Regions from separate parts of the Homo sapiens genome. Here region 1 is linked to region 2. A link is an interaction called in ENCODE POLR2A ChIA-PET data of the cell type or tissue named here. Cell type or tissue: Caco-2. All regions are shown on one strand. Each heading gives the region's core, and the rest is flanking DNA. Links, peaks and the distances in the headings are about the cores only. Region 1 overlaps SERINC3 (serine incorporator 3). Region 2 holds the start of MIR3646 (microRNA 3646).

Region 1 (15,754 bases), core at 7,404-15,403, 110 kb after region 2:
GGAGTCTCGCTTTTGTCACCCCGGCTGGAGTGCAGTGGTGCGATCTCAGCTCACTGCAACCTCCTCCTGGGTTCAAATTTCTCCTTGCCTCAGCCTCCTGAGTAGCTGGGATTACAGTGCCCGCCACCACACCCGGCTAATTTTTGTACTTTTAGTAGAGATGGGGTTTCGTCATGTTGGCCAAGCTGGTCTTGAACTCCTGACCTCAGGTGATCTGCCCGCCTTGGCCTCCCAAAGTGCTGGGATTACAGGCATGAGCCATCACGCCAAGCTGGAGTTTCGCTCTTATTGCCCAGGCTGGAGTGCAATGGCGCAATCTCAGCTCACTGCTACCTCCGCCTCCAGGGTTCAGGCTATTCTCCTGCCCCTCAGCCTGCCAAGTAGCTGGGATTACAGGTGTGCGCCCCCACGCCTAGCTAATTTTGTATTTTTAGTAGAGATGACGTTTCACCATGTTGGTCAGGCTGGTCTTGAACTCCTGACCTCAAGTGATCCACCCGCCTTGGCCTCCCAAAGTGCTGGGATTACAGGCGTTAAGCCACCACACCCAGCCTAAACTATGGTATTTAGAACTCAAGAGCATGAGTTTTGTTTTGAAATATTAAAATCAATTATTTTTCAGTTTAATTCCCCTAAAATATCTTGGCTAATGACTCATAAGAATCATTCCCAGCCACATGCGGTGGCTCACAACTGTAAAACCAGCACTTTGGGAGGCTGAGATGGGTGGATCACCTGAGGTCAGGAGTTCGAGACCAGCCTTGCCAACATGGTGAAACCCCGTCTCAACTAAAAATACAAAAATTAGCCGGGCATGGTGGCAGGCGCCTGGCCAAGGCTGGAGAATCACTGGAACCCAGGAGGTGGAGGTTGTAGTGAGCTGAGATTGCACCATCGCACTCCAGCCTAGGGGACAAGAGTGAGACTTTGTCTCAAAAAAAAAAAAAAAAAAAGACTCATTCCCGGCCAGGCGTGGTGGCTCACGCCTGTAATCCCAGCACCTTGGGAGGCCGAGGCGGGTGGATCACGAGGTCAAGAGTTCAGCCTGGCCAAGATGGTGAAACCCTATCTCTACCAAAAATACAAAAACTGGCCAGGCCCGGTGGTGGCTGCCTGTGATCCCAGCTACTCGGGAGGCTGAGGCAGAGAACTGCTTGAACCCAGGAGGCAGAGGTTGCAGTGAGCCGAGATTGTGCCACTGCACTCCAGCCTGGTTGACAGAGCGAGACTCCATCTCAAAAAAAAAAAAAAAAAAAAAAAAAAGCACTATAAATTTTCAAGTTACCTGGGTTTTTTTTTAATGATAGTGAAATTCATTTAATTATGATATAGGCATGAAATAGAATTATGAAGACTTTATAATATGGAAAAATGTTCAAGTGGATAAACTTAGACATAAATTCATAAGAAAGGGTACCTAGATTTTAAGCTTAGAATTAAAAACCTTTCACAGGAGAAAGAAGTAGTAAACAATCATACCTGAATTTTTGGGTGGATCGATATAATAGAAGCCACAACGCAAAGGATCAGGTTAATACTGATGAAGAACTTGTTTTCTGTGCAGCCATCTGGTTTGGTGTAATATGTATAGAGCAGCCCGACACAGATGATTGACAGGATATAAAAGGCGCTTGTGAAAGACAGTAAAGCTGGAGAAAGGGAAACCAATATGAATGACCACAACTATAATAAACTAATAATGAAGGCCAATTTTCTTCCACTCCATATAAAAATGAGGAGACATTATGTCACTTTTCTGGGGTAATTTACAGTAAAATTACAGAGGTCTCAAGGTTAAAGTATCAAGATTGTATTCAATTGGCTTGATGTTAAATTCCAAAATCCACCAAGCAACTGAATTCACTTCCTGAATTACCTGATTTGATTTCATGGGTTGATTACCAGACATTTGATCATTCCAGCTAGAGTTTACTGCTACCTATATGTTAATTAATGTGTATTGTGAGCTTTTCTTAGGAACCTAAATGATTCCTTTACCCTCAAAATGACCCAGTTCACAGCAAGCTCCATGCCAGGATGGTGTTAGAGGAAAACAGAATACACACACTGGTATCTTTTTATGACAGTTTTTTCCTCTGCAGCCATTGGCTATCTAAATCCATTTCCCATCACAAACAATAAGACTGTCCCTGAACTGGAAAAGTGGCTCATTTGCTATTTTTTAATATCTAAAGTAATGGTCTTTTCCATTCACACTAAAAATCAACAATTAGCTGTGTTGGCTGAACATGGTGGCTCATGCCTGTAATCCCAGCACTTTGGGAGGCCAAGGTGGCTGGATTGCTTGAGCCTGAGTTCCAGACCAGCCCAGGCAACATGGCCAAACCCTGTCTCTACAAAAAATACAAAAATCAGCCAGGCATGGTGGCATAAGGCTGTAGCCCCAGCTACTTGGGAAGCTGAGGCAGGGGGATTGCTTGAGCCCAAGACATAGAGGTTGCAGTGAGCCGAGATGGTGCCACTGCACTCCAGCCTGGACAACAGAACAAAACCCCATCTCAAACAACAAACAAAACAATTAGCTGTGTAGCTCTGAAAATTAGAAAACATGAAACAGCACATACAGTACACTCAGACCAACTGCAAGAATGATGAGCTCAGCTAACTTGTATTCAAGTCAAAGCCCAGATTAAGAAAACTAGTTTCTACTTATCTCAATGAATTTTGCATGTCTAAAATTAAATGATGTACATTAAGTTACTAGCACACTTAATGTTTTCACCTCTGAATATACAAGATTTTTCTACACTTAGTTACTGTAAAGTATGACCAATTTGCAACTCAATAAATTCTTCTAGAGTTGTATGATCCAAAATGAATTAAAGAAAATAACAGCCGGGTGTGGTGGCTCACGCCTGCAATCCTAACACTTTGGGAGGGCAAGGCAGGTGGATCGATTGAGTCCAGGAGTTCCGGCAACATGGCAAAACCCTGTCTCTACAAAAAACACAAAAATTAGCCGGTCGTGGTGGTGTAGGCGTGGTAGTGTGGGTGTGGTGGTGTGCACCTGTAGTCCCAGCTACTTGGGAGGCTGAGGTGGATAGCTTGAGCCAGGAAGGCAGAGGTTGCAGTGAGCCATGATTGTGCCACTGTACTCCAGCCTGGGTGAGAGAGTGAGACCCAATCTCAAAAAAAAAGAAAAAAAATAGATAAAAATAAAATTGTCATTACAAACAATTTAAATGACCAACACTAGGGTAAAGGTTAAATAAATTATGGTATACTCCGCTATGGAATGCCATGGAATTGTATGGAATGGAATACCATGCAGCTTACAGTAAACTCCATGCCAGGAGCTTGAATGCAGGTTAAATGAGTAAGACATACCTACACTCACTGGTAAGGAAGGATATTCATCATGTAGGAAGTGAAAAGAGCAAGTCATGGAACAACATACAGTACAATCCTGTTTACATTTAAATACAAAAGCAAGGTGAATGCATAAATACATAAAGGTTCACAAGAGTGGCTACATCTGGAAAGGAAAATGGGTTGCAGATAGGTGGAGATTTGCATGTTTTAGTCTTTATAAAGTTCTATCATTTGTCTTTATGGTAAACATAGTATTTTTAAAAACATGTAAATATTTTAAAAAACTAAATCAAATGAAAATAAAACTGCGCAATTCAATAGTATGTACTGAAAGCATTTTAAAATATTCATACACTTTGACTCTTCTATTTCTGGGAATCTGTCCTAAGGAAATAATCAGAAATGTGTGCAAATGTATATTATGAAGTAGTAAGTGCTCTAACATAGCCAAAATATATTCGCAAGCTACTGTTAAATCCCATTATCACTCTAGAAATTGTAAGTGCCCCTTTCCCACCAGAAAGTTTTTCATAGCAGGTATGGGGCCCCTCTCTGAATAAGGCCATAAGGACTACTCACTCCTATCTGCCTAAAGTAGGTGGGCAGCTGTCCCATATGTTGAACCCATCTGAGTTTCCTCTCCATGGAAACAAGGTTATCAAAACCAGAACTAAGTCACTAAATATAACTGTTTTTCCTTATCTAAACACATGTAATTAAATTATGACTCTCAAAATACATAAATTGGGAAAATCGAACAATTTATATTATCTGTGCTACTTTCTTCCAGTGATGCATATAATTCAGAGCCAAATTCTGGAAATTGTGGATTTTTTTCCTTTTATTTAATGTTATTATTATTTTTAGAGACAGGGTCTTGCTCTGTCACCCAGGCTGCAGTACAGTGGCATGATGATAGCTTACTGCAGCCTTGAACTCCTGGATTCCAGAGATTCTCCTGCCTTAGCGTGCTGAGTAGCTAGGACTATAGGTATATGCCACCATGCCTGGCAAATTTTTTTTTTCTAATGTAAAGATGGAGTCTCAATATGCTGCCTAGACTGGTCTTGAACTCCTGGATTCAAGCCATTCTCCCACCTTGGACTTCTGTCCCTGAGGACTATAGCTGCTGGGACTATAATGATGATTTTTATTGTACACCGTGCTTAATGTAGCAGTATGGCTAACATAGGTGAGTAGAGATACCTACCAGCATACCACAACCTTGGGTTTCCTTCTTCCATTCGATTTACCCATGATTCATTCCAAGAATGAGCAAAATCTACCAGCAGCACCAGCTGAATGAGGATGAAGAGGGCGGCCCCTATCATGCCAACAACAAACCAGACTACAAGAACCAAGAGAACAAAGTTATTCTCTACCATAGAGTAACATTTCAGAAGATCCAACATTCTGAACGGATTTCAATTAAAACAAGACAGAGGTGGTAAAGACATTCTGTCTCCAGCAGTACAGCAAGATTCCAAACTCAACGGCATTCTTAAAAGCTTTCTACTGGGTTTCAGACCTTTTAAAATATGTTTTAGCTTGTGCCAAGGGAAGCCTGGGACCTGAGTTCCAAATGATACTATAAGTCTTTTCTTTTAAATCACAGTAGAAATCTAAAGATGTCACCTGATGCCATGCTTAGGAAGTAGGTTAAGACAGAGATAGGGGAGCACAAGAGTTGTAAGTCCTTATTTTGACAGGCTCTCTGATTAGCTTTGTATTCCATCAAGTGAGAACACAAACTATTAAGATATTGCCAAAAGATTAACATATGGTTCCAGAAAATCTGAGAGGTGCAGTGAATGCCTCCTGACCTAAATCCACATATTAATAATGAGTTGCAGCCGGGCGTGGTGGCTCACACCTGTAATCCCAGCACTTCAGGAGGCTGAGGCAGGTGGATCATGAGGTCAAGAGTTCAAGACCAGCCTGGCCAAGATGGTGAAACCCCGTCTCTGCCTAAAATACAAAAATTAGCTGGGCGTGGTGGTGGGCGCCTGTAATCCCAGCTACTCGGGAGACTGACGCAGAGAACTGCTTGAACCCAGGAGGTGGAGGTTGCAGTGAGCTGAGATCGTGCCACGGCACTCCAGCCTGGGAGACAGAGTGAGACTGTCTAAAATATATATATATATATAGTGAGTTGCAGGTACTAAGTCATATTAATCGGATACCATCTCATTTACTTGTCAGTTCTACAAAAACAGTAATTAAAAGGTAGTTTTGTTTTGTTTTGTTTTTTGAGACAGAGTCTTGATCTGTCGCCCAGGCTGGAGTGCAGTGGCACGATCTTGGCACACTGCAACCTCTGCCTCCCAGGTTCAGGCAATTTTGCTGCCTCAGCCTTCTGAGTACCTGGAATCACAGGCGTGCACCACCACGCCTGGCTAATTTTTGTATTTTTAGTAGAGACAGGGCTTCACCATATTGGCCAGGTTGGTCTCAAACTCCTGACCTCAGGTGATCCGCCCGTCTTGGCCTCCCAAAGTGCTGAGCTTACAGGTGTGAGCCACTGCACCCGGCCTAAAATGTAGCTTTAACTCAATCATCTATAGAGTTTATATAGTTTAAAATTAACCCCCTCAATGGTGAACCCTACCTGAGCTGAAATAGCCCCCAGGGATGTAGAAAGAGCCAACCATGATTCCAATAAGGGCAGCAATTTTGAAGAACCAAAACCTATTAAAATATAAAAATGCATTTATGAAATGCTAAGTTTCACCCTTATACTGAGAAAAATTCATTTCTGAAATGCAAAAATAATAACTTAATAGCTTTTTTCCCAACATGATTGTCTGGACTATTTTCTTCATTTGACTATTCATTTAATAGGCTAATTCATTTAATATTTCACACAATTAAAGGACAACATTAGCCTAGAAGATAAATCACTCACATTTATTACCAGAGAAAACTGAAAATTTAGAGTCTCCCTACTTTTAGCACTTAAAGGTAGGCATTTTTCTAGCATTCTGGGAGTTCTAAAATAACAGTGTTAGGTACACACACAGCCATTAACTGTTAAGGTCTGGATGAAAAGTAATCACAAATATTTACAACACAGGGCACAGATACCTTGCCCACAATGACACAGCTCATCACTGGCACCTGATTTTCAGTTCATGATCTTTAATGACTGCCTTGTATGGCAGAGTGGAAAGAACCAGGCTTTGGAGCTGGACAGATCTAAGTTTCAATCTTAGCTCCAACCTCCAACTGGTTAACAGGTCTCAGACAATTTATTAACCTCTCTGCAGTTCAGTTACTACATCTGTAAAAAGGGGATTATAATACACATCAAGTTTATAAAACGCCATTCAGTCTTTGAGAATTAGAAATACGGCTGGGCACAGTGGCTCACGCCTGTAAGCCCAGCACTTCAGGAGGCAAAGGCGGGCGGACCACCTGAGGTCACGAGTTCTAGACCAGCCTGGCCAACACGGTGAAACCCCATCTCTACTAAAAATACAAAAATTAGCCAGGCATGGTGGCAGGTGCCTATAATGCCAGCTACTAGGGAGGCTGAGGCAGGAGAATCACTTGAACCCGGGAGGGGGAGGTTGCAGTGAGCCGAGATCACGCCATTACACTCCAGCCTGGGTGACAAGAGTGAAACTCCATCTCCAAAAACAAAACAAAAAAAAAAAAAAAAAAAGGAGAGAATTAGAAACATAGGTAAAAGGTGGTCAGGAGTCAGAAGCAATAGAATATGTAAATCAGTAGCACATATATATTCACTGACTTTTGTACACTGTTTAAATTTATCAGGTACATGTTTATCTTTAAACAACAGAAAGAAAAAAGTGTGTGTGTACGTAGTATCTAGCATAGTGCTTCAACTATTTAACAGGTGTTCAATAAAAATCTAAGAACATGAAGCAAAGGAATTTAATAGAAGAAAATAAAAAGACAAGACCCCCTATCCCCTCCATGTTACAGCAATCTAACTGAAAATGACATTAAAACAATTTCACATGCATAATAGATCAGAAATGCATCTGAGCCACTCATTTACATATTCCATTGATTTCATCAGAATGGCTATATTAACTGCTGAAGGGAAGGAAGAGCCACACCATAATGTAACCAGTTAATCATAAATCTAACATACCCATTGTGTACTGCCGCTCGGAGATCTTTACTTGTTTTTACTTTGAACATGAGCAGAGAAAAGACAAAGAAAAAGATGGCCATGGCAAAGCTGATCCGATACACAGCTTTATAACCAACCAGCACATCACAATCTTTATCTGCATTTATATCAGCCTCATGGATTTTAAATCCCCCTTCACAAAATCCAGGAATCTGGAAAAAAGCAATTTCAATGTTACGAGAATATCTACATTTAGACAGAGACTCTAACCCACTGCAGGAAAGCCTGGATTTAGAAAATTAACTACTTCAACAACTGCAAGACTGACTATGGAATTTTTCTCTTTGTCTTCCAATTCATTTACAATCTTGTTACCAAACAGTATAAATAACATGCATTTTAAAAATAAAAATGCTCTCTCGGCTGGGCACGGTGGCTCACATCTGTAATCCCAGTATTTTGGGGGACCGAGGTGGGTGGATCACGAGGTCAGGAGTTCGAGACCACCCTGGCCAGCATGGTGAAAACCCTATCTCTACTAAAAATACAAAAAATTACCCGGGCATGGTGGTGCATGCTTATAATCCCAGCTACTCGGGAGGCTGAGGCAGGAGAATTGCTTGAACCAGGGAGGCGGAGGTTGCAGTGAGCCAAGATCATGTCACTGCACTCCAGCCTGGGCAACAGAGTGAGTCTTAGTTTCAAAAAAATATGGTCTCTCTTCTTTGCCCTTTTAGGATGAAGAGGCTGTGTGCCACTTTCCTGTGAGATTTTCCAGCTACGACTGAGTCCTTCCAAAGGTGAAGAACTAGTCCAGTTTAGATGCTTCGACCTTTAACACATAAGGAAAGAAAATGTTTTGGAGCCACCCTTTTAATGTTTTCTCTCAGTTGTTCGACTGGAGCCCAGATGTTCATTCTGTATTTCTGGAAAAGGACTAATGTCCTCATATTTCTGTGTTTTGACCACACCCCCATATAAGTAAAAAATCTCCAAATTACAACCAACTTGATTAACAACGACGAAATAAAACTAGAATTTTGCAGAATATAAAAATAAAAATAACCAATACCTTAAGGGCACTGTTACTTCTTACCTTCTTCAAGTAAGTTTCCATCTCTTTTCTCTGCATGATATAGGATACGACAGTGCTCAGGAGGAGAATGAAAGCATAAATGAGGCGAGTCACCGTGGAATTCTTACTGTTAGGACAGCAACTACACAGCAAACATGAGGCACCGCTGCAGAGGCATGGAACCTGGAATGAGCACACCATGGTCACCTGAGACCGCCTTCAGTATACTCCTTTATGACACAGATGTCGCAGAAGAGAAAGCGAGGCAAATCAGGCTTTATAGTTTTAACTCAGAGAATCATGGCTGGGAGGAAGTGGTTAAAAGTACGGGCTCTGGAGTAAATATTATTTCTGCCGCTTTTTACCCCAGCAAGTTACGTACTCTAACCCCATTTGACCATTTGTAAAATGAGCTCAATAATGGAATTTTCCTCCCTCAGACTCTGCTGTATTAAATGAGCACTCAACACTACCTAAAATGCATTAACAGTTCAATAAATGTTAATTATATTCTGAGAGCATCATTTGTTTTAAAATATGAGAAAAATATAAACCTAACTCCACTTGCTGCTTACTGCGAATCCAAGTTACCAAAGCTGATATTACAACATAAAGCAACATGCCGGGCGTGGTGGCTCACGCCTGTAATCCCAGCACTTTGGGAGGCCGAGGCGGGTGGATCACAAGGTCAGGAGATCGAGACCATCCTGGCTAACACGGTGAAACCCTGTCTCTACTAAAAATACAGAAAAAATTAGCCGGGTGTGGTGGCGGACGCCTGTAGTCCCAGCTACTCAGGAGGCTGAGGCAGGAGAATGGCATGAACCCAGGAGGCGGAGCTCACACTGAGCTGAGATTGCGCCACTGCACTCCAGCCTGGGCTACAGAGCGAGACTCCATCTCAAAAAAATAAAATAAAATAAAAAAATAAAGCAACACTACATGGAAACCCTCTGACAAATAATAACAGCAAGGGCCATTTAGCTCAATTCAAGAGGAACCAGGTTCCTCAGAAAGTTAAATACAGAATGACCATATGACCCAGAAAGTATATACCCGACCCCAATAGCTGTTTTGTTTGAAACTGCTATTAAAACAAAAGCTTGTACACGAATATTCACAGCACCACTATTTACAATCACCAAAATGTGGAAACAACCCACTGTCCATTAATTGATAAGTAAATATGGCCTAAGTAAAAATATGGTATATCTGGCTGGGTGCGGCAGCTCACACCTGTAATCCCAGCACTTTGGGAGGCTGAGGTGGGCAGGTCACCTGAGGTCAGGAGTTCAAGACCAGCCTGGCCAACATGATGAAATCCCATCTCTACTAAAAATACAAAAATTATCCGGGCGTGGTGGCTCATGCCTGTGGCCCCAACTACTCAGGAGGCTGAGGCAGGAGAATTGCTTGAACCCAGGAGGTGGAGGTTGCATTGAGCTGAAATCATGCCACTGCACTCCAGCCTGGGCAACAGAGTGAGACTTGGTCTATCTATACAATGGCTTATTCAGACATAATAGATAGATACATGATAGAACACAGGTGAACCCTGAAAACATCATGCAAAGTTATTTAAAAAGCCAGACATGAAAGGTCACATACTGTATTAGTGCATTTATATAATAAAATATCCAGAATAAGTGAATCTAGAGACAGAAGATTAGGGGTTGAAGGGAAGGGAAATGGGAGTGATGGTTTAATGGGTAAAGGATTTCCCTTTAGGGCGACGAACTAGACAGATGTGATGGCAGCAAAACATTGTGAATGTACTAAATGCCACTATACGCTTTTTTATTTTTTTTTTTTTGAGACAGTCTCACTCTGTTGCCCAGGCTGGAGTGCAGTGGCACAATCTCGGCTCACGGCAACCTCCACCTCCTGAGTTCAAGCAATTCTTGTGCTTTAGCCTCCCAAGTAGCTGGGACTACAGGTGTGCAATGCCACCCCCAGCTGATTTTTTTTTGTATTTTTTAGTAGAGACAGGGTTTTGTCATGTTGCCCAGGCTGGTCTTGAATTCCTGAGCTCAGGCAATCCACCCACACTGGCCACCGAAAGTGCTGGATTACAGGCGTGAGATACTGCACCCGGCCCACTAAACATTTTGAAATGGTTAATTTTATGTCAACTTTACCTCCTTTTTTTTAAAGAGTAACCTAGGGCCAGGCGTGGTGGCTCACGCCTGTAATCCCAGCACTTTGGGAGGCCAAGGCAGGTGGACCACAAGGTCAGGAGTTCAAGACCAGCCTGGCCAAGATGGTGAAACCCCATCTCTACTAAAAATACAAAAATTAGCCGGGTGCAGTGGCAGGCACCTGTAATCCCAGCTACTCAGGAGGCTGAGGCAGGAGAACTGCTTGAACCCGGGTGGCCAAGGTTGCAGTGAGCCAAGATTGTGCCACTGCACTCCAGCCTGGGCGACAGACTGAGACTCCGTCTCAAAAAAAAAGAGTAACCTAGATCTTTAGTCTGCTAAAATCTGTTAGTGACCACACTACATGAAAGAAGATATAATTTTATTTCTTTTTTTCTTTTCTTTCTTTTTTTTTGAGACAGGTTCTCACTCTGTCTCCCAGGCTGGAGTGCAGTAACGCCATCTCGGCTCACTGCAACCTCACCCTCCTGGGATCAAGCAATTCTACCTCAGCCTCCCAAGTAGCTGGGATTACAGGGATTACAGACACGTGCCACCATGCTCAGCTAATTTTTGTGTAAAGACAGGGTTTCACCATGTTGGCCAGGCTGGTCTCGAATTCCTGACCTCAAGTGATCTGCCCGCCTCCGCCTCCCAAAGGGCTGGGATTACATGCATGAGCCAATGCACCCGGCCTTTGTTTTGTTTTGTTTTAAAAAGACAAGGCGTCACTCTGTTGCCCAAGCTGGAGTACAGTTGTGTGATCACAGCTCACTGCAGCATCAAACTCCTGGGCTCAAGCGATCCTCTGGCCTCAGCCTCCTGAGTACAAGCAAGCACCACCATGCCCAGCTAAGAGAGGATATAATTTGAGTCATTATGCTTGATTAGGAAACTGCTTGAAATTGCTCTGAGGGGGTGACATTATCAAGTCATATTACAAGGACAAGCTAATTCAGAATTAGCAGAAGTAAACAATGGATAACTCTGGTCTTAAAATATGGTCCCAGGAATAATCTTCATTTTTTTATAGATGGTATCTTGTGTGCACTTTATGATAATTTTGTGTGGTTTGCAGCAGGGTGCTAACATTCTAAAAAAGTTCAGTTTTCTCATCTGTAAAAATGAGCATAATACCACCTACTCGAACAGGGTGATTGAGCAAAGAATGAGATGATGTCAGGAATATAAAGAACCTAGTATAATGCCTGACATATTTATCAGGCTCAATATATCGTGGTAGCCATTATTATTTGTAATTGCAATAGCAATGGGAAATTGACCAGCCAGTCTCAGTCTCCAATTCTTAACTACAGTATAGGCCAAACACTGCAGAGGCATGTCCTCCACAAATTCTTATGTTGAAGTCCTAATGCCCAATTCCTCAAAATGTATCCTTACTTGGTCACTGCAGATGTAGTAAGTTAAGATGAGGTTATATGGAGTAGAGTGAGCAGCTAATTCAATATAACTGTGTCCTTATAAAAAGGGGAAACTTGGACAAAGGCTTACAACACAGGGAGAATTCCACATGCCATGTGAAGGCAGAGATCTACAAGCCAAGGAACATCAAAGACTGCCAGCAAACCAAAAAAAAAAAAAGCCAGGGGAGAGGCATGATACAGATTCTCTCTCACCACCCTTAGAAGGAACCAACCCTGCTGACACCTTCATCCCAGACTTCCAGCCTCTAGAATTCAGAGATAAGAAATCACTGGGTTTAAGCCACTCGGTCTGTGGTACTTTGTTATAAAGCCCTGGCAAACTAATAAACTTACTTACCTATAGTTGTCTTAAGAATGTAAATATCTCGAAGGGGAGACTATCTTTACAACGTTATATCTTTTGTATCTTTACAGAGCAGGTACTCAGTAAATATCTGTGGGACAAATCTGTCCTACTATATGTTATGTCATTTTTCTATTTCAGTAAATGACAACTCCATTCTTCCTGTTGCTTGGGCCCAAAACCTGGAGTCATCCCGAATGCCTTCCCTTTTCCCAAAATCCTCATCCAATCTGTCAGTACATCAGCTCTACCCTTAAAATATATCCAGAATCTGACCATTTTCACAGTATCCTTAGCTATCACCTTTGTCCAAGCCACAACTATCATCTCTCATCTGGATTAAGCGCAAAAGTTCCCATCTCACAGCTGTAGCGACCCATTCAGAAGCTCTGAGTTGGCCGGCACAGTGGCTCACGCCTGTAATCCCAGCACTTTGGGAAGCCAAGGCAGGCAGATCACCTGAGGTCAGGAGTTCAAGACCCGCCAGGCCAACACAGTGAAATCCTGTCTCTACTAAAAATGCAAAATTAGCCTCAAAAAAAAAAAAAAAAAAAAAAGAAGCCCTGAATTGTTATAAAGATTATTTTAAGCTTTTAAGCTGAAGCATCTGAGCTTCAACAGATGCAGAGGAAAAAAAAAAGCCTTCTGGGAGCTTCTCTTATCTGACTAAAAGCAGCAACTTCTGGGAAACGAGGCTGCCATAAAGTCCCTCTCCAGGGCAGTTTTAAGATCATGAAGAAGCTGGAAAGACCCACCATACCTGCATAAACAAGTACTACCACAAACGTATTTCCTATTTATTCTCCTAAAAAAACTTGTCTTTCCTAAAGAAACCTATTTGTTCTTCTCATAGAAGCCTTTCTCCCAGCTTCCTTTTTCCTACTAAATTAGAAAGCCTTGGCTGGGTGCAGTGGCTCACACCTGTAATCCCAGCACTTTGGGAAGCTGAGGTGGGCAGATCACCTGAGGTCGGGAGTTCAAGACCGGCCTGACCAACATGGAGAAACCCCATCTCTACTAAAAATACAAAATTAGCCAGGCGTGGTGGCACATGCCTGTAATCCCAGCTACTTGGGAGGCTGAGGCAGGAGAATCGCTTGAACCTGGGAGGTGGAGATTGCAGTGAGCCAAGATCCCACCATTGCACTCCAGCCTGGGCAACAAGAGTGGAACTTGTTTTCTCAAAAACGAAAAAAAAAAAAAAAGCCTCAAGTTCTAACCGCCCCCTTTGAGTTACTATTACTGAGCACTCCTGTGTGTACATGTCTTGCATGCATAAACTCTAAATAATCTGTTTTGTCAGTTTAATTCACAAGCCCCCAGAAACAGAACCCAAAAGGCTGGAGGAAGATTCTTCCCAGCCTACACTGCTTTACCTTTACTTTTCTACCATCTATTCTCCACACAGCAACCAGAAACCACCTCGTTAAAACACAGGCCCAGATCACATCACTCCTTTTTTCAAACTCTGTAATAGATTCCCATATAACTTAAGAGTAAAAGCCGGGCAAGACGCGGTGGCTCACACCTGTAATCCAAGCACTCTGGGAGGCCGGCGGATCACGAGGTCAGGAGATTGAGACCATCCTGGCGTGAGCCACCATGCCTGGCCTTCAACTCACCAGGATTTTCTAATGTGATAGAAGATAAAAGAAAAATTGTACAGTAAACGATTATTTCATAAAACTTTGTCTCTATATGGGTGCATCAGATCACAGATCAACTATGTACAATCTTTCTTTAGGTCAAGGTCAGAATAATTAGAAAACCACTGCTCTCAAGAAAGCCCTTAAAAATGGAACACTCTTTTGATTTAGGACCAACAACCTTAAAATACATTCTGTTCCTAAGAAATAGTGGAATGAAGCCAGGCATGGTGTCACACACCTGTACTGGGAAGGCTGAGGTGGGAGGATCACTTGAATCCAGGAGTTCAAGGCTGCAGTGAGCTATGACTGAGCCACTGCACTCCAGCCTGGGTGACAGAGCAAAACTCTGTCCCCCTCCAAAAAAAAAAAAGAAAAATAGTAGAAAGAGCTGAAACAGAATCCTTGGTGTAATACTGTCAAATATATGTATGTTTGGTTCCCATTTCCTGGCATACAATTTCTAAAATCCTTGGAATAACCAGCGTCTTTTTGTATGCTAATGAGATGACTGGTGACTGGCAGCCCCTAGGTGGCTTCATGATGGGTGAGGGTCATAGTAGGAGGTTGGGACTTTTCAGTCTCACCCCTGACCCTCCAAGGAGGGGCTGAAGGTTAGGTCAGTAACCAAAAGCCAATGATTTAATGAATGCTGACTACATAATGAAGCCTGCATAAAAGCTCAGAAGGACAAAGTTCAGAAGAACTTTTGGCTGGGCATGGTGGCTCACACCCCAGGAGTTCGAGACCAGCCTGGCCAACATGGCGAAATCCCGTCTTTATTGAAAATACAAAAATTAGCTGGGCGTGGTGGCATACACTATAATCCCAGCTACTCCGGGAGGCTGAAACATGAGAATCCCTTGGAGGTTGAAGAGAGCCGAGATGGCGCCACTGCCCCAGACAGAGCATGGAAGCTCCAGACCCGTTCCCTCTACACCTTGTCTTACATATCACTTCATCTGTATCTTTAAAAATATATTAATAGTAGCCATAAAAAAAGAAGAAAATCATGTCCTTTGCAGCAACAAAGATGCAGCTGGAGGCCACTATCCCAAGTGAATTAATACAGAAACAGAAAACCAAATACAGCATATTCTCGCTTACAAGTGGGAGCTAAACACTGGGAACACAGACACGAAGATGGCAACAATAAACACTGGAGAGTCCAAGAGTGGGGAAGGACGGTGGGGGGATAGGGGTTGAAAAACTACCTGTTGGATACTGTGTTCACTGTTTGGGCAACGGAATCATTAGAAACCCAAACCTCACGATAAGGCAATATACCCATGTAACAAAACTGCATATGTACCCTCTGAATCTAAAATTAAAAATACATAAATACACAAAATAAAATACTTTTATAATAAACCAGTAAACATGTTTCCTTGAGTTTTGTGACCAAATTAATCAAAGCCAAGGAGGGAGGTCACGGGAACTTTGATTTATAGGTGGCCGGTCAGAAGCACAGGTAAAACAACCTGAGGCTTGCCATTGGCACAGAAAGTGGGCACAGTCTTGTGAGACTGAGCCCTCCACTTGTGTGATTTGATGCTATCTCCAAGTAGAGAGCTTCGGAATTGACTTGTAGGGCACCAAGTTGGCATCCCCTGCAGAGCTGACTGTTTGCCTGATGTTTGGGGGAAAATCCCCACACACCACACATCAGGTG
Region 2 (11,194 bases), core at 321-8,320:
GGAGAGCCCTCTTTCGAAAGCATCTCCTGTTCTGGGTAATGACAATAATAAAATCATAGCAGCTGTCAATTGCGAGCACTTGTCATGTACAAAGACTGTGCCCCATCGGCGCATGACTTCATTTCACCTGTCAACACCCCTGTGAGATGGTTACTGTTGTTATTCCCATTTTATAGAGGAGGAAGCTGTGGCTTGGAGGGCTAGGCATTTGCCCAAGGTCAACCAGCTTGAATCACTGGCAGAGCCAGGGTTAACATTCAGGGCCCCACCCATCACCACGGTGTGGCACTGCCTCTACTTCCTATCCCCCTCCAGAGAGAGGCTTATGTGAACCGAGTATTAACTCTGAGCCATAACCAGGAGCCTGCTATGGGTTCTGAGCTTTTATAGGATGTGGTGGAAATAGCAGGGCTCTGGTACTCCAGAGGTCAAGGTTCCCAACTCAGCTCTAACACCAACCAGCAGAGCGACCCAGGACCACATGTTGCCTCTCTGAGCCTCAGTTTTCCCATGTTTAGCAGGACAGGACTGGGCTCTTAGAGAGTTCATAGCACCTTTCCAGCTCCTGGTGGGTTCAAGAGAGAACTCCCGGGATGAAGAGATGAGAGCACTGAGGTTGGGGGGTCAACTGGATAGCCAGGGCCCTAGTTCTGTCCTAAGAGGAGGAAGTTGTGTCTTCTCCATCCAACCATCCAAAGCCCTCCCCAGATTTAGCCGGCAGTGCGTGGTGGACAAAGACAAGAGGAACCAGTGCCGCTACTGCAGGCTCAAGAAATGCTTCCGGGCTGGCATGAAGAAGGAAGGTGAGCCTCGGCCCTCCCCGCCCCACCACCACTGCCCCACCTGCACCCACAGCTCCCCGACAGTCATTTACAACTGTAGCCACACTTTATGACTCAGTGGCAGGCCCCAGGGTGACTGGCTAATGGCTGAGAAGAGGGAGGGCCTGGAAATCTGACCATAGGGAGCGGCTGGGCTTGGTCTTGAGAAAGATTCAGAGAGATAAGCTCCCACTCTTGGCTCCTCAGGCTCCCAGCAACCACCACCCCTGCCTGCCTGTCTGCGCCACCACAAAGCAGCCACGTTGTGTGTGTGTGTGTGTGTGTGTGTGTGTGTGTGTTTAATATAATATTTCGAACGTTAGGACAAGCATAGAGAATGATATTGCAAACATCTGAGTACTCACTATCCCAACTTTACAAAAGGGACAGCCAGAGGAGCCCGATGCCTGAGCTTCCGGTCCCAGGGACAAATGCCCCAGTTCCCTTAGTATTCATTCGTGGGTATCACGTGATCTCCAAAGTCTTCACATTCTAGAAAATGGGAACAAGACCCCAGACCCATCCTGGACAAAGGAGGAGAAGACCAGAGCACAACATTTATTAAGGTCTTGCCAGGCTTCCTGCTACCAGCAGGTATCAGTCACTGGGCTGTGCTTTTTCCACACTTCAGTAGGTTGGGTTCATTTCATTTTCATGACAACCCTATATGGGAAAATGTTGTGAAAATGAAATGAGCCCAGCCCATTGAACCTATTACAATTCCTCCCTTTTTGTGGATGAAGGAACTGAGGCCCACAATGGTTAAGCAACTTGCCTAGGGCCCCACAACTGATCCTTGGAAGATCTGAAGTCCCAGAGCTTCTGCTATTTGGACCACACTTCAGCACTGTCTATTATTTTATGCTCTCCAGATACCAGGGACATTTAAAATTGTTTTCAGCCCAAGCAAGGGAAGCAAAAATCTTTTAACTGCTTTAAAGTAACTTGAGGCCAGGCGCAGTGAATCAGGCCTGTAATCCCAGCACTTTGGGAGGCCGAGGCAGGCAAATCATTTGAGGTCAAGAGTTCGAGACCATCCTGACCAACATGGTAAAACCCCGTCTCTACTAAAAATACAAAAAAATTAGCTGGGCGTGGTGGTGCATGCCTGTAGTCCTAGCTACTCGGAAGGCTGAGGCAGGAGAATTGCTTGAACCCAAGAGGAGGCGGTTGCAGTGAGCTGAGATCATGCCACTGCACTCCAGACTGGGCAAGACAGCGAGACTCTCTCAAAAAAAATAAAAAAGTAACGAGTTCATTTTCGAATCTCTTCATTTCCTGCTCCTCTAAACTCAACCTTTCCCAGCTCTGCGACTAGTCCCAGACCTTCCCTTCTAGCCCACAGTTGTGCCGTACCAGCCAAACCTTGGTCTAGTCCTGCTAGTTCGGTACAAACACCCCTCACCCCCATCACCCCAGCACACCCCAGAAGCAGGAACGTAGGACCCAGCTTGCTCCAGGGCCCACTGAGAAGGAGGGGAGGGGAGGCTTTGGTAGACTCTCTTTCCCCTGTATCTGCTCCTGGCCCCCTGTTTTCTCTGCCCCCTCCCTTGGAAATATCTTCTATGTCTCATCCTTATGGGACCTTAGTCTGGGCTCATGAGCTGTCTTGGAAAATCTGGGCTTGCTGATCCCGATGCAGGAGTGGGTGGTCCCCAAGGCCTGCTCTGAACGCTGCAATTCTAACATCTAGATATCAGTGGTTCTCCAAGGGCAAGAGGGGCTTTTTAAGCTGCAAATACTCCCTCCTCTCCCAAACCCAGTTTTCAATGGGGTTAAGCCTGTCTCATCCACTTCAACTTCCATTTTGTGGACTGGGAAAGATTATGAATGGGAACCTGATGCATGTGTGAACAGTTGGAGGCAAGAAAAAGATTGAGAACTACAGTCTAAGGTTCCAACATTTCTGTGGTTGTATTAGTCAGTGATTCCATTATCCCAAAAGCCTAAGATTTTAGGCACTATGATTCCTCATAGGTGTCATCCAGAGGGCACTGTGTTTGAGAGAACAGCTCTCTCACAGTGAAAGTTCAGGTCTGTGACAGGCAGATGGGAGAGGGGTTGGCAGCCCTCCTGAGTGGATGGCTACCCACCTCCACTGCGTGTGGCCTGGTCCTGCGTGTGGTCAGTTGTTATAAATGTCTTTTATTAGACATCCAGAGTCATTTTCACTTGTGTAATTTAGGGACATTTCTGTCTCTTCTGGGCTCTAGTTTTCCCATCTATAAAATGAGGACATTGGATAATGAACCCTTCAGCCCTATGAGTCTCGCTCCTCACTCCCTGACCTACCTGCACAAGTCACACTGCCCACTAGGATGGGTGTGTTTGTTCCCTGGTCCCTTCTTTTTTTTTTTTTTTTAGATGGAATTTCGCTCTTGTTGCCCAGGCTGGAGTGCAATGGCAGTATCTCGGCTCACTGCAACCTCCACCTCCTGGGTGTGAGTGATTCTCCTGCCTCAGCCTCCCAAGTAGCTGGGATTACAGGCATGTGCCACCACACCTGGCTAATTTTGTATTTTTAGTAGAGACAGGGTTTCACCATATTGGCCAGGCTGGTCTGGAACCCCTGACCTCAGGTGATCCGCCTCGGCCTCCCAAAGTGCTGGGATTATAGGCATGAGCCACTGCGCCCGGCCCCTGGCCCTTTCTTGAGCTGCTGCAAAGCCAGCAAACCCCTTACTAGGCTCCTGGAAGGGGGATGAGAGCCCCAGACCATTCAGCCTTAGCTCAGCCTTGAAAATAGCTGCTTGCTTCCTGGCCCAGGGAAACGGACATGCTGCCCGGAGGATAGGAGAGTTGGCTGATGGCGAGTGAGCGTGGGTTAGTCGATGCTAGTGTTTGTTTACATGCCTGGGTTACCTGGAAGATCATGACACATGCAGTCACTTGGTTGTTTTGAGAACGGGCCAGAGTGACAAAGTGTTCAGTTGCCACTGTGGTCAAGCCATAGGAAATGAGGGTATTCCTAGCTGTGCCTGTCTTCTAGGCCCCACCACCCCTCCTCAGCCTGCTGGGAAGCTCCCAAAGCCAAAAGAAAGTCTCGGTGGAAGTCTCACTGGCCAGGAGAGTTGGGACAAGTTTTTATTTCTTTTTCTTGATGACCTTAGGAGAATTTGAGGACTGAAACCCTAAAATAGTCCCTGAGAACCAGAAAGTGTGAGCTGGAAAGGTAGGATTTCAAGACCAGCTGAGTCTATAAGAGGTCATCAAATCTACCTGCTCCCCACTTTACAGAAGAGGACACTGAGGCTAGAGAGGTGATGTGACGGGTCAGGGGTGGAGTCAGGTCTAGAACTCAGGCTCCCCAGAGCTGAGCAGACACCAAGCTCCCTGGAGTGAAACTTGCAGTGATCAGCTTGGGAGGCACATTTCTTGATCTAGATGGCTGAAACTTTCTCTCGACCACAGAGAGGGGCTTCAGGTCTCATGGGCCTATAAGTCTCTGCCACAGGATAGTCCACCATGGCTGGAAGGGGCTCCCTGGAAGGCCAAAGAATCCAGGGAGAACCCTGGGGGTCAGTGGGCCAACAGCAGGTCAAGAATTCTTTCCTGCAACCGAAAGCCAGGGAGACAGACACCTGCCTTGGCCTAAGCTGTCAGGCCCAGGACAAATATTCGGCTCCTGGCATCAAAAACCCAGCCCAGAAAGCGGACCCAGAGTTGCAGGAGGTGAGCGTAGGTGATGGGCCAGGGGCCATCTGAAGAGGCCTTCCTCGGAAGCCCCTGCCCTGCTCCCCACAGCCCCCTACCCAGGAGTTCCCTGGGAAGACAGGCTCATCACCTCTCCGCCTCTGCCCAGGTCGGTTAATATTCAATAGAAGTTACATTAGGTCCCCGACCCTGCTAATACTGAGCAAACATTTGGAAAACATCATTCCGTGACTGAGCTCGCGCCGGGCACTGATAACGCCCGCCTAACCTTGAGGAGCCCTATCCGCAGCTGCTGACAGCAGCCCTTTCATTCCGCCCGCCGGCCACTCGGCGCCCTGATGGGTGGGTGCGGGTGCTGGCAGGAGGCTGCCGTGGGAGGGGTGTGGGCGGGTGGGGTGGACGGCCCGGTCAGGGAAGCCGTGCTCTGAGCTGGCCCCGTCCACATGGTGGTCTGAGAGGAGGTTGCTTGCCTCTGGACTTCTGTTCTATCCACTGACTCCCGGGCTCAAGTGCAAAGGATTTGACTTTTATTCTCTGATTTTAACAATGTGTCAACATCAAGAGAAAGTTGAATAGCTGGGGTGTCAATGTTCCCTGGAGAAATAGGGTTCTTATAAGAATTAGAGTTTATGACCAGGTGTGGTGCCTCGCACCTGTAATCCCAGCATTTTGTGAGGCTGAGTGGATCACTTAAAGCCAGGTTTTCGAGACCAGCCTGGGCAACCTAATGAGACCCCGTCTCTCAAAAAAAAAAAAAAATTTAGCCAGGCGTGGTGGCACACGCCTATAATCCCAGCTATTCGGGAGGCTGAGGCAGGAGGATCGCTTGAGCCCAGGAGGTTGAGGCTGCAGTGAGCTATGATTGCACCACTGCAGTCCAGCCTGGGCAACAAAATGAGACCCCATCTCGAAAAAAAAAAAGAAAAAGAATTAGAGCTTGTCTCTTCCAATGCCTTCGTTCTCTCACTGCACAAATATTCATTGAGTACCTACTGTGAACCAGGCCCTGTTCTGGTGGCTGGGACTACAGCAGTGAACTAGAGGGATGGAGTTTTGGCCTTCTGAAGCTTTCCTTCTCAGAGAGAGACAGATAGTAAAGGAAGTAACAAATAATTCTACAATAAGTGACTTGAAGAAAAATAAAGCATGGGGGGCAGGGCCAGGGTGGGAGTCATGTTGTGTTAGACAGGGTGGCTGGAGAGGGTGTCTGAAAGGCGACATTTGTGCAGAGGCAGGAGTGAAATGAAGATGCTGCTGCGCTGTGCAGGAAAGGGAACCCCAGGCAGTGACCACAGCAGCCTACAAGCGTGCGGATGCGTCCAGGTGGGGAGGCGGGTTTTCGCGGACAGAGTGTGTAGGGGGAAGCCGGTAAAAGGTGCGATCCGAGAGGAGAGGAAGGGCCCTGGGGACTTGTGAGGTTGGAAGGCACTGGTTTTGAGCAGCAGGCGACATGACTTGAACGGATCCCTCTGTCTCTGAGAGGAACACAGACTGCAGGCGCAAGGCAGAAGCAGAGCCCAGGAGGAGGCTGATCTAATCCAGGAGAGACAGCGGGCCTGGGAGCAGGGAGGGAGCAGCAGGTCTGTTTGTCAGGATCACGACAGCACTGGGGTGTGAGGGGAAGCCAAGGAAGGTGGCCAGGCTTGATGCCAGTCCCTGAGACGAGAAAGAGTGCAGGGAGCCGGCTGGCAGGGAAATGCCTACGGGTAGGGAAACTGAGCCCCAGAGAGAGGCTGCGATTGCCACCGGCACACAGAGTGGCAGGTTCCAGACAGGAAGCCGGGTCTGGTGCAGCTTCAACCTCCCTCCTTTCTGAATCAGCCAAGCCTCATTCCACAGTGAGGCCTCTTGGACTCCAAGGGCTATCCCATCCACTGTCGGGATGGTGGAAGGATCATCTTCTATCTCAGGCCAGGACTGACCCAGATGGGAGCAGGCAGTGGAGCCTGGGGCCCCGGTGGGCGTAGGCTCCAGATCCCTCAGTGCCTGGAACAGAGCAGCAGTGGGAGGGAGGGAGACAGCGCCTGGCCTTGCTGATGCTGAGGTTAGTCTGGAGTACATGCAGCTCCTGCTGATGGACAAAACCATCAAGGCAGTTGGAGCCCCCAGATCCTCTTGTTCAGGAATCCCCAGGCCATCTCCTTGTCACCCAGAGTAATTTGTTTTGCTTGCTTTACTCACTTTCATTTGGAAAGAAAGGGACCCTTTTGTAGACCAGAGCTTGAACATCTTTAAGCTAGTCAGATCCCCTCCTCAATGCTCAAGACCAATTTTAAACCCATAGCCGAGTCTTCACTGTCTTGCGCGCCCCTGCTGATGGGTGGATCACTCTTATAGCCTCTCCATTGTGTTGGGGGCAGTTGTGATATGTGGAAAGTTCTTCCACCAGCTGAGTTAGAGGCCATCTCCCCTCATTCCACATGCTGATGTGGGCCTGTTCTCTGGACACCCCCCACCTCCTGCTCCCACTCCTCATCAGTCACAGACACCCCCACCCCCTACTCCATCCCTGTTCTCCCTCCTCACCTCTCTGTGCCTCCTCACAGCCGTCCAGAATGAGCGGGACCGGATCAGCACTCGAAGGTCAAGCTATGAGGACAGCAGCCTGCCCTCCATCAATGCGCTCCTGCAGGCGGAGGTCCTGTCCCGACAGGTACCGGGGTGATCCTGCCACCCACCCAGGGATCCCCCACACTACAGAGGAGCTCACCTCCTCCACCTCCATTCTCCCCAGCCAGGCCCTGGAGCAGCTGACGGGAGGGGCCTCAGATATTACAGAAGGGACACTGAGTCCGGTTTCACATGGCCCAGTTTGCAGCAAGGGCAGGAATCGAACCTGGCGCCCTGGGGCACTTTCTAATTCATCCTACTGCCTGCATCCCACAGGCCAAGCAGAGTCTTCACCTTCACTGAGGGCCTGCGATCAGCTCAGCTCCGAGAGAACAGAGCAGTGGCTCAGTGGAGAGAGGTGGCAAAGTGGGGCCCAGCCCTTCCCTTGCTGAGTGACCTTGGGCAAGTCACAGCACCTCTCTGAGCCATGGTTGCCTCATTGTCAGAAAAGGATGATGATTTTTTGCCCTGCTTCTCCTCTAAGGCTGACAGACTCCTTGGGGCTCTAAAGCTGACAGAGGAGGGGGCAGGGGGCAGGTAACAGGTGAAGGCACAGAGGGAGCCCTTCTCCCTCATCCCTGCCTCCTCCCTCCCTCCGTTTTTACCCTGAGCTTCCTTCAGAGCTGGAGGGCACCCACTATCCAGCCCCCTCCCCACATCTGATTCCAGGGAGGGGGCTCTGTGCAGGGGACAGAGAGTGCGGGAGGGCCCGGACATCTCCAGCATTTTCTTCCCTGTATCTCTCGAAGATCACCTCCCCCGTCTCCGGGATCAACGGCGACATTCGGGCGAAGAAGATTGCCAGCATCGCAGATGTGTGTGAGTCCATGAAGGAGCAGCTGCTGGTTCTCGTTGAGTGGGCCAAGTACATCCCAGCTTTCTGCGAGCTCCCCCTGGACGACCAGGTGAGGATGGGCGTGGATGGTGGGCAGTAGTGGGCAGTGGGCGGGGCAGCCAGGGGGCTGCTGGCCCACCTGGGATATAGCCGTGGACTGGCTTGATTTTATTTTATTTAACAAAATATGTAGTGCACACACGTGTCTGAAACTTTAAATCACCTTACAAATATTAACTCAGTTAGCTCCTCCAACAACTCTATGAGGTAGGTACTAAGGTACTATTATTACTGCCATCTCATAGGTGAGGAGATTGGGGCACAGAGAGGTTAAGTAACCTGCTCAAGGTCACATAGCTACTATCCAGCATAGCTGGGATTAGAACCTGGCAGGAAGCTCCAAAGTCCAAGCTCCTGACCATTGTACCTGAGGCTCTCCCAGGGGGATGTTGACAGGGACCCTAGGACAGGGATCAGGAGATTTTGGCTTAAGCTATGGCTCTAAGACTGGTTGTCTGCCTAATCCTGGGCAAATGAGTTCCTCTCTCTGAGCCTCAGTGTTCTCTTATCTGTAAAGTGGAAATGATAATATCCACTTTAGAGTGTGGTTGGGAGGATTGAGGACATTGGTGTCTGAAAAGTACAAAAATCAGGTGATGGGGCAAGCTGCACAGTGGCCAGACCAGAGCTGGTCTCCCTAAACATTAGTTTCTTCCTTGTTTCCCACCAAAACGATTGAACTCAGCATCGTGTTTCCCACCAAAACAATTGAACTGAGCATCATATTTCCCACCGTACATTTTTTTGGAATACTGAAATGTCCCTAGGGGGAAGAAAGGGTTGAAGGAAGGTGGCGTGTGTCTGAGGACAGATGAATTTCGGAGATGCCACCTATGAAGCTCCTGCCCAGAGCACCCCTGGGCCTCCAAAGAGATGTTACCCATCTGGGGAAGAGGAGCTGGGCTGGGCCACCTTCTCAGCTTCGGAGACAGACTCTGGTGCATTCGCTTACCCGTTTCGCACCTTTGCATAAGACACTGACAATGCATGTGAGTCTGTGAAAGCTTCTGAGAAGTCTCGTCCAGGCAGTTGTTTGACTTTGCAGAGGCCGAGGCTTCTCAAACTCCTTCGGCAAGATTCTCCTGGAACACCTATTAATACTGCACATTGGGACACTGTGAAAACGCTGGTTTGGCTTGTCCCCAGCCTCATACAGGGGCTGGACCCGGGGCCCTCTTCCATGGTTCCTCCTTCCATTAGCAGAGTCGACAGGGCAAGGATCTTGGACAATCCGCCCCTACCCTCTCCCCTGTTCCTTGTGCTCTGGCCCCAGTCCCCTCTGCTGGAGTCTCTACATTAATGTTTAATCCCTCCTGTTCCTTCCCAGGGGCTTAGCAGGGCAACAAGATACCCCCAACCTGAGCAATTGTTAACCTCGATTTCCCACCCAAACCTCCCTGGCTGGGGCTCAGAGCATTCTCAGAGAGCAATGATGGGTGGCCAATAACACAGGACAATCATTAACACACCACCCCGACCTCCCGGCCCACCCCCCAGAACAGCTGCCATATCAGGGGGTTGAACCTGGGATCAGAAGGGTTCCCAGCTCCCCATTCCTGGTATATGAGGAGCCCAGCTTGCCCAATGCAGGTGGGGCATCCCTGGGAAAGTCGGGGGCATTGTCCTCCAAAGGGCTTCCCAATTTTGTTGACATTGCCCCAGAAACTAGATTCCCAGTTGGTGTGCTTCTTGGGCCTGGATACAATTGCAGAAAGAGATTGGGGCTTAGAGAGAGACAGAAATTTGCCTGAAGTCACAGAGCAAGTTAGCGACAGAACTGGGATTCAAATCCAGGTCTTCCGCTTCGCGATGTGAAGGCCACTGGAGTGACTGATGAAAGACTTGCACAGTGCCCAGTGCGCAGGAGGCGCTTGGCAATCAGCATCCTCGGCCTCCCTCCATACTGGTCATGGAAAGTGGATTTTCCCTCCCAGGCAGTTTCCTCTTTTTCTGTTTTCCTCACAGGTTTCTATCCATGGGGAATAGAAGGGGCAAGGACAAGTGGCTGCCCAGGAGCAGCTAGAGCTAGAGAGGAAGTCAAGATGTTTGCTCATTCATTCATTCATTTCCCCTTTCCTTCCTTCATTCAAATATTTATTGAAGGCTTATTTTGTGCCAAATATCTTCAGACAAATGCCTTCTTTCCTCTAACAACAATTTCACCTCCTTAGAGGCCTTCTCTGACCTCCCCATCTAACGTAGCCATTCTTGCCCCATTGCTCTCACCATCCTTTCCACTCCCCTCCCTCCCTCCTTCCCTTCCTCCCACCTTTTCTCCTTCCTTCTTTCCTTTATGCTGTGATCACCCTGTGTCCTCTGTACTTATTTGTTCTCTACTATCTGTTCATCCTCTCTCCTATAAATGTTAGTTCGATGAGATTAGAGACCTTGTCTCTCGTTTTTAAACATTGTGCCTCCATTGTCTTAAAAAGTGTCTGGCATTTAGTAGGCATTTAGGATTTGATAACTGAAAGAATGAACAATCAAATTAATGAACAAACAAAGGATTTTAACCTTCTAGTTTGGCTTGCTATGGAACCTCCAAACTCCCTAACCCAACCTTGAAGATGAGAAGATGAGATCCTTGAGGCTACCAGCCTGGTGCTGTTTTGTTTCAAGCCATCCTTTGGTCCTCAGGCAAGCACTAAAGCAGATGGCTCTCAGTGGGCTGGCTATGTCCTTCTGTGAGCTTGCTGGGCCCCTACCTATGACTCCAGTCTTAGAAGTCTTGCCTTGTACCCCCTGCAGAGAATGGTTTCATCAAGCTGATTCTCTGCCAGGGGCCAGTGCTCATACATTTGCTCTGAGAAGGACCAGCCCTGAGACCTAACATCCACATCCAAGTTCTTGTAATGCCCTCTCAGAATCCTGGAGTCCTGCAATGTCGATCCCTGGAGGGATCTGCCAGACCAATGATTTCCCAAACAGAATTGCACTTCAGAGTCAACTATGGAGCTTTTTAAACACAGATCCCTGGGCCCACCCTAAACATACAAAATCAGGATCAGAATCTCAGGGCCTAAGAATCTGTATTTTCAGGCCGGGCGCAGTGGTTCACACCTGTAATCTCAGCACTTTGGGAGGCTGAGTTGGGCTGATCACCTGAGGTCAGGAGTTCGAGATCAGCCTGGCAATATGGTGAAACCCCGTCTCTACTAAAAATAAAATTAGCCAGGCATGGTGGTGCACGCCTGTAGTCTCAGCTACTCTGGAG

What was found. ChIA-PET counts read pairs that join two places held together with the same protein. Peaks named below come from ENCODE experiments on the same cell type or tissue, not always from the same donor. Only the 100,000 strongest peaks of a DNase experiment are listed, where the experiment ranks them.
Region 1: POLR2A ChIA-PET joins it to region 2 with 7 read pairs; 3 of 35 experiments call an interaction of 5 or more read pairs at or near these places.

What each region holds. Positions count from the first base shown.
Region 1 is chr20:44,505,348-44,521,101 of GRCh38, forward strand. SERINC3 (serine incorporator 3) reads right to left here. Exons shown (of 10, transcript NM_006811.4): 2 at 8,532-8,693; 3 at 7,454-7,647; 4 at 5,942-6,021; 5 at 4,544-4,681; 6 at 1,480-1,649. Among named protein-coding and RNA genes, the nearest start is that of SERINC3, 8.8 kb to the right of the region's middle. In Caco-2, for the core only: no CTCF peak of the experiment used is centred there; a DNase peak (open chromatin) is centred at 12,314.
Region 2 is chr20:44,406,673-44,417,866 of GRCh38, forward strand. It overlaps HNF4A (hepatocyte nuclear factor 4 alpha), which reads left to right. Exons shown (of 10, transcript NM_175914.5): 3 at 709-803; 4 at 7,022-7,128; 5 at 7,835-7,990. It overlaps MIR3646 (microRNA 3646), which reads left to right and starts at 1,448; the gene lies at 1,448-1,531. In Caco-2, for the core only: no CTCF peak of the experiment used is centred there; DNase peaks (open chromatin) are centred at 939, 4,729 and 6,153.